Regions from separate parts of the Homo sapiens genome. Here region 1 is linked to region 2. Evidence: chromatin contacts called from ENCODE Hi-C or POLR2A ChIA-PET data. All regions are on one chromosome and are shown on one strand. Each heading gives the region's core, a stretch centred on a gene start or an enhancer-like site at or near the end of the contact. The rest is flanking DNA. Distances are from core to core; before and after follow the strand shown.

Evidence for each region. A loop is a pair of places that touch in the nucleus more often than their neighbours do. ChIA-PET counts read pairs that join two places held with the same protein, here RNA polymerase II (POLR2A). Pooled maps may share reads with other maps.
Region 1: a loop to region 2 is called in a map of endothelial cell of umbilical vein, with 2.0 times the contacts of the local background. The contact joins two enhancer-like sites. A Hi-C loop is called at or near these places in 4 of 168 maps with a recorded cell type or tissue (PC-3, cardiac septum, endothelial cell of umbilical vein and 1 more), 13 of 37 single-sample maps with no recorded cell type and 6 of 50 pooled maps. POLR2A ChIA-PET finds 5 or more read pairs at or near these places in 1 of 52 experiments (A673).

The regions. Positions count from the first base shown.
Region 1 is chr11:35,793,657-35,797,857 of GRCh38, forward strand. All of the region lies in intron 4 of TRIM44 (tripartite motif containing 44), which reads left to right. Among named protein-coding and RNA genes, the nearest start is that of TRIM44, 130 kb to the left of the region's middle. Within about 2 kb of position 2,940, at least 5 of the 41 ENCODE cell types and tissues checked have a DNase peak (open chromatin) inside an H3K27ac peak, as active enhancers do; they include endothelial cell of umbilical vein, where a contact is called at or near this core.
Region 2 is chr11:35,734,445-35,738,061 of GRCh38, forward strand. It overlaps TRIM44 (tripartite motif containing 44), which reads left to right. Exons shown (of 5, transcript NM_017583.6): 4 at 982-1,001. Among named protein-coding and RNA genes, the nearest start is that of TRIM44, 73 kb to the left of the region's middle. Within about 2 kb of position 1,612, at least 2 of the 41 ENCODE cell types and tissues checked have a DNase peak (open chromatin) inside an H3K27ac peak, as active enhancers do; they include endothelial cell of umbilical vein, where a contact is called at or near this core.

The DNA.
Region 1 (4,201 bases), core at 1,690-4,189, 61 kb after region 2:
TACCTCCTCTGCTACTAGTAATGAGGCATTACCAATAACCCAGCTGAATAAATGCAGCCAGCTGATGTCACAAGCCCCCTCATGTGCTCCCTTCACTCCTCATTGCCCGGGGCCAAAAACAAGAGCCAGGCCATGGTAGTTTCAGCGCTGCCTAGGATTGTGGGACCTTGGGATGTTACTTCCTTTGTCTACTCTGTATTTTCTTCGTCTGTAAAATGGAGTGTTAATGCTGTTACACAGGGTTATTATGAAAACTGTAAAGATTTGGATGAAGTGATTAATTAGTTCAGTGTCTAGCAAGTAATAACTTCCATTTATTAATTGTAAGTGCTTATAATGTATAATTATCCTCATTTTACAGATATGGAAACTTTAAAGAGGCATCTCACCCAAGGTTGTACTGCTAATGCATGCTGGAATGGGGTCTCAAAACTTAGTTGTGTGCTTTTTCCATGATCAGTCTCAACCACCACAATAACTAACCCAGCTCTCCCACTTCTGGATCCATGCCTCAGCTGACATTTCATCTGAGGGAAAGAGGGGAGCCATGAATTAAGTATCCCCTCACCTCTATCTTGGCCTTGCTGACTTGATATCATCCTCATCTCTCTCCCTTCATAGACTGTTAGGGTAAGAGGTGGATAAAGTATTAGAATCCAAGCCTGCCTTGAGAACAGCTCACAGCTGGGTTGTGGAGAGTTAGAAGTTGGCAAACACACAGCTGTTTTATAGAGAAGCCAGATGAGAACATTTCTTCATGGAGGTGAATTTGTTCTTCAGGTTTCTTTGTTTAGGGAAGGCTGGATATGAGCTTGCTTCTGCTTTGTCACTGTAACAGTATTCCCTGTCCATGGGCCACGCCATCCTTTACTCATACGGCTTCCAGTAAGGCTTACTTGTTTGTAAGAATAATCAGTTTATGATGCAGCATTTTAATTCAGTCTAGAGCTCCAGTGGTTATGTGTGCCTGGTCATTGCAGAGACAATTAGAAAAGAAATGGAGGTTGGATTTACCTGTCAAAGTAAGCTGTTCATGAGATTCCTAGGCAGTGTCTCCATGACCAGCAAGTGGCCCATGGTTTGCCTGGGAAGGTTTCTTGAACAGTCACGCTTTATACGATTGTTTTGATCATTTATTCATTCACTCAAAAACATTTGTTGCAGTTTCACCAGTGCCAAGCACATTACCAGGTACTGGTGATACGGCAGGGAACAAAATAGTTAAAGCCGTTTGCCACCACAAAATAATTTTAGATAGTGATCAGTGCTATGAAGACAATACAGCAATTTAGTGTAATAGTACAGGGATGGGGTGGCTACTCTAGATTTCCTGGTCCAGGACAGCATCTGAAAAGATGATATTGGAGCTGAGACCTGAATGTTAATGAGTCATTCATTCCAAGATGTGAGGGTAAGAGCTTTGAGGCAGACCAGCAAAGCACAAGCCTTAAGGCACAAACAAGATCAGCTTACTTGGGGAACAGAAAGAAAGCCAGCGTGGCTGGAAGGTGGCATGAATCAGGCTGGAAAGGGAGAGAGGGGCCAAAGCATGTAGGAATCTGTGGGCTATGGACTTTATTCTAGGGGTTATAGGAAGCCATTGAAGGATTTTTAAATGGGGTACTGATATAATCTATTGCACATTTTTGAAATATTATTCTGAATACAGTTTGGATAATAGGCAATAGTGCATTAAGATTAGAAGTAGGAAGACTAGTCAAGAAGCAACTCCAATAGTTCAAGCAGGAGATGGTGGCAGCAGTGGAGAAGATGAATGGACACACATGGGAGAGGTTGTGCAGGGTGAGTCAATAGGACATGCTATTGGACTCAGTGGGATAGGGAGATGGTGCTGCTAAGATTTTGAGCACCATGCTTGGCACATAGAATGCATTCTTATTCATGATAGCTGTCACCGTCTTTATTTTTTAAATGGCCTGTACACTAAAAGAACAAACTTGAGAAGGAATCTTTAGCCCATTGGAATGACAGCATGGTGCCTAGAGTGTACAGGTGACAACAGTGTTAACTCTTCCCGTTTTTTTTTAATAGATAGCAGTTTCAGAGGAAATGGGTGTTGCAGGTATGGTGAAATATTCAGGAGCCAGAAACTGACTTCCAGTCGATCTCACTCTACCATCAACTCACTGTATGACTTTTAGTCTCTCTTAGTCTTGGTTTCTTCATATGATGTTATTAAATAACTATAAAATGTTTTGAGCACTTATTGTGTGATAGGTACTATGTCAAGCTCTTTATATATCTGCCAACCACTTCATATACATTAATCTAATTTAATCCTTCCAGCAGCTCTTCTGGTAGGTACTACATTGTCCACTATTTCCAAGTACGAACACCGACCTCAAAATCACACAGCTAGTAAGTGGCAGAGCTGTGATTCAAACCCAGGTGTTTGTGACTCCTAGGTCCATATTCATAACCCGCTGCCATATGAAAAGTAGCACTAGGTCATTATGGGTTGGTATACTTCCAACTTCCTACAACTTCAGTTGAAGGTCATCATCATGGGACTCCCAAAGCTACTGAGAACTGTTTTCTGTGTGTGTGTGCGCGCGCGCACGTGTGTGTATCTGCCTCGCTCGCTCGCTGTCACACACACACTTGTGCATGCACACATACAGCGTGAATCTCTATTCAGACAGAGATTAGAGATAAGTGTCAAGTATATTTATTTATTGATCCTTTCTCTTTTTCTCTTTGGTAACTTGTGAGATACAGCAGCTGAGGCAACAGGAAATTTGAAGTCCAGCATTTTATTAAATCTTATGTTTAAGATTTCTATGGAAGGAAACTGCTTGAGAGAGATTTGGTTTCCATTATACACATGCCAAAAGAAGATGAGGAAACTGGGTCAGGTGGATTTCCTGAAGGTACAGGAAGCAGGGAAGGCAAGTCCTTGGGCTAATTTCTGCTTCTAACTCTCCACCCCCTGAAATTGCCTGGGCCCTAGTAGAGGGTATAGGAAAGGTTCCTTTCAGACCTCATCACAGGAGATCGCCAGTGATAGAAAATCCAGCAGCACTGGGGGGAGGAAAGGGAAGCTGGGGAAGGCCAATGTAAAGGCAAAGAAAAGGAAAAACTTAACTGGCCCCAGGGCATTTTTCTCTTGAAGTTCAACAGGAAACTGAGTAATGTAGAAGTTATTTTAAAGAGATGGAACAGATAGACCCATACATGCATATATATGCACACACTGTATCCCATGCCAGGTCATCTCCCTGCAGACACTTTGAAATTGCCCCGTTATTGGCAAGGGTGTGGGGAAAATGGGCATTCCTGTGCCGATGTGAGTAATGATTGTAAATCAATATAAGATTTCTGGAGGGTAGTATCAAATGCCTCTAAAACCATATCTCTTGTGTTCTTTGCAGAATATCTGATTTTAGGTCTGGGGAGGAAATAGCTAAGCCTGAAGGCTGTGTAGTGCTAGAAAGTAGGGAAGTGCTCAAAAACAAAAACAAAACAAAAAACCAGAAAACCGTTATTGATGGGGATATGTCAATGGAACATAGGACCCAACTAACAGAGCACTCAAAGGCCAAAGCTGAGCAGTTTGAGCAACAAAATAGTAATATTGGATTATAACCCAAAGAATAAAATAAACATCCATGAGTCCATTCTGATATAAATGATCAAATAAATAAATGAAGGAGAAGAGACAAAGCTCATGTTTGAAAGTATTCCACATAATGTATGTAGATATTTCACCCTCAAGGAGAGGGAACGTAACTCCTCACTCTTTAAGTATAGGTGGCTCGTAGTGACTTCCTTCCAGAGAATACACTGTGGGAATGGGAAAAAAGAGTAGCCATACCATAGAAAAACATGACAAGCACTACCTCAGCCAGGTGGTCAAGGCCACCTTCAACAGTGCTGTCATATTGATAGTATCAACCCTTGATATGATGTAATGATAATGGCACTTTACCTCTGTAATTTTCCTTCCAAAAGCCCATAACCATGGGCTAATTGTGAGAAAAACATCAGACAGCTTCCGATTGAGGGACATTCTGCAAAATACCTGATCAGCACCCCTCAAAACCGTCCTCACCATCACAAACAAGAAAAGTCTGAGAAACTGTCAGAGCCGAGAGGAGCCTATGGAAACTTAATGATGAAATGTGGTATTCTGAGTGAAATCTGGAGCAGGAAAGGGACTTTAGGGAAAAACTAAGGAAAT
Region 2 (3,617 bases), core at 362-2,861:
ACCCAGAACATCGGACTTGAGAGCTCATTCTGCCTTATACCAGTAGGAACCATTCATTCATTCATTCATTCTCCGAGGAGTACAACCAGAATGTACATTCTCTATTGAGACTACCCTTCAATGGCTAAAAAGAAGGATATAAAAGATACGCTGACACCAAAAGGATGAATGAGGTCCCTTGGGAAAGGCTTGAGAGTTATTTGAAAAATCTAATTTGATCACAGAAGGAAGCTCAAAGGAATCTGCTGTGATCACTTCTGATAAAGTTAGGTTGAGAGAATGCCATACCTGGAAAAATAATGTTAACACATTGTTTTTGAAAAGTGGGCAAGAAAAAGAGAAGAGCCATTGTTTGATGGAAGAATGATGTGGATCATCAAATGCCAGAACTAACCACTTACGGAGGAGAAGACCAAAGTCCAGATTAATTAATGTTTGCCCAAGGACACATAACTAATAAGTAACAGAGCTTGGACTAGAATCCCAATTTCTTGAGTCCCAGTTCAGTGCCCTTTATACCACAGTGTTCTTTATATTAGAATTGCAGTGTTCATGTTTGATGAAAAATGCTAGAACAAGGCAGAAATGAGTCTTTGAAGGAAACAGTTTGATGTTTTTGGAACTGGCTAGCTTTTGTCTAAGACGTGCCTCTATTTTGGGTTTCTCACTTTGCTAAGAACTAAATACTGCCAGCCATACAAATAAAAAGGCAAGGCAATTATTTAGGCCTCCTAGGTCTGTGCATTCACTTCTCTGCTCTGCTTGTCAGGGCAAATTATCAGGTCATCTCCACTGGGCAGTTTGAACATAGGATTATATTAGCTCTTGTCTTAGCCTTTAGATGTCTGTTGGTTTGTCTCTGTTACAATAAATGTATAGTCCATGCATTCAGGTTGGGAGAGGGGAGGGAAAAGAAAGAAATCTGACTCTGTCTGTACCAACAGTGATTTCTAATACTGTTTCTTTCTGTTTGTCTTTCAGGGCGATGAGGAAGGACCCAGGTAAGATCACATTGTTGCTTGTCTTTTCTCATAATTGAAGTAGAGTGACATTTGTGGCCTTTTAGTGCTCCATGAAATATAGACAGCCAAGGAACAGCACAGAAAAGGGATCTCTATCTTAAGCCTGGGATTTGAAGATCTTATTTTGTAAGACTCCCGTCTCCCTCTCATCTATGTCATTTCCTGCCTGTAACCTTCAGATAAGTAACTTTGTTGTATTCTTTTGTACATTCAGAATACCTTGTTAAGAAGAATAGGCACTACATTTAAATGGTAATGTAGTATCATTATGGTAATGGTAATGGTATCAGGTGGACTGACTAGATAAATTTTTGTAGTCTTTCTTGATTGGAATTAGATTGATTTTTTTAATGGGCTCTAGATCTAGTATTCTTTATTTTTGACCTATAATATCTTTGTGTCAGACACAAGACACCTATATGATGAATCCTAGGGTACAGGTATACAAAACTTTGTTTAGGAAAAAAAAAATGTTCTTTGTGCTTCTGTATTGCCACAGTTGAATGCAGTTTAGAAGTGCATTTTATTATTGTCTGAGCCTTGCAGTGAACCTGGACTGTGGTTTACTTACCCTTCCTGTCATTCTTCTCAAGCAGTGAAAACAGACTCTGGGAAAAGCTACAGCTGTGTCATCAACACAATTGAGGAATATTTGTACAAAGTAAAAGGCAATGTCCAGATGGGTCCCATCTGTCACATAGAATCAAGGGTTGTTAAGGCTGGGAAGTATCAGAATGGTCATCCAGGCCACTGCTATTCAAACTTTATTTTTAGCAGAAGCACCCTTTTTTGAAATGGACTTTAAGCAGAACCTCAATGTGTAAAAAACAATTTTTCTCTGGTCAAAGTTGGGGCAGCATTCATTGAACTTTCTCTATTCTTCAAAATAAACCCTGAGGAGCTTCTGCAGTGACCTAGGGTTCCTCAGAACTCAGTTTGAAAATCACTATCAAGTCGCTTATTAAAAGAAGCTAAATGAATTGTCAAAGGTTACCTTACTGGAATCAGGATTTGACCCTTCTTTGTTATTTTGTTTGTTTGTGTGTTTGCTTTTTACAAACTAGCAAAAACAGTTTCCTCTCTTTTTTCATTTTCCCTCCCCATATCCTGAGCCTCTTTCTTAGCGCCAAATGTTGTCCCACATCTGCATCTCTTGGTGTGTTCTTCCCTTGGAAACTATAGTTTTTAACATCTGCTCTGGAACAACAAGATCTTGTCTAGCTCCTTGTCTACTATGGCTAAAGCCACAGGCACCCAACTTTAAAAGGCATAGGCATCTTGCTTTAAACCTACAGGGTTTCAGGGAACCACTTCAGACTCCATCTTTCAACCATTCTCAGGAACAGGCTCCTTCTTTGTTGTGGTTCTTTTCCTTCCTTCCTCACTCTTCACTCCCTTCCTTTTGTTCATTTAACATATATTCGTGACCTACTGTGTGTCTGGCACTGTGCTACATCCTGGGTATATCATGGTGACTAAAGCAGGCATAGTTCCTACTCTTGTAGATCCTAAGTGTAGTGGGAGAGGCGAACATGTAACTGGGCAATTACATGGTAGGGAATGTGTTCTGATAAGTTTAGGCTACTTTAGGAAGGGCTCCTAAGTTAGTCTTGGAGGATAAGGGGAGGCTTACCAGAAAAGGTTATATATAAACAGAGATCTGAAAGGTTGGAGCAGGGGTTGGTTGTTCTAGGTAGAGTAAACAAATTGTGTGCCAGTTCCAGACAAGAGAGGAATGGAAAAAAGACAGCAGAGCCCAGATCATTTAGGGCCTTATAGACCTTCTTAAGGCATTTAAGCGCTATACTGAAGGCAATGGGAAGCTATTAAAGATTTTTAAACAGGAATTAACCTGAACAGATTTGCATTTTAGAAGTGTCTCCTACCTATGGAATGGAAAATGAATTGGAGGTGGATCGAGAGCCTGGGAGACTTCCAGGCACAGTGATGCGCACCTATAATTCCAGCTACTCAGAAGGCTGAGGTGGGAAGATTGCTTGAACCCAGGAGTTCAAGAGCAGCCTGGGCAACATTATAAGACTCTGTCTCTAAAAATAAGTAAATAAAAAATAAATTTTAAAAATTGAGGTCGGGCACAGTGGCTCACGCCTGTAATCCCAGGACTTTGGGAGGCCGAGGCAGGTGGATCACCTGAGGTCAGGAATTGGAGACCAGCCTGACCAACATGGTGAAACCCTCTCTCTACCAAAAATACAAAAATTAGCCAAGGGTGGTGGCGCACACCTGTAATCCCAGCTACTCGGGAGGCTAAGGCAGGAGAATTGCCTGAACCTGGGAGGCAGAGGTTGCAGTGAGCCGAGATTGTGCCATTGCATTCCAGCCTGGGCAACAAGAGCAAGACTCCATCTCATAAAAACAAAAAATTGAAAAATAAGAAAAGAGCCTGGGAGACTAGTTAGACTAGGTTATCGATGATGGGAGCCTAAATCAATATCTTCTAGTTACTGGTTCGGTTTTTATCATTTTCCACAGACCTTTGGTTTAGATGCACTTTAAACTATCTCCTTGGCCCTCCTCCGCCTTTTCTCTCAGGATTAGCTCTAGCTCCTTAAAATCCAGTCCAGTCAGAGCCCT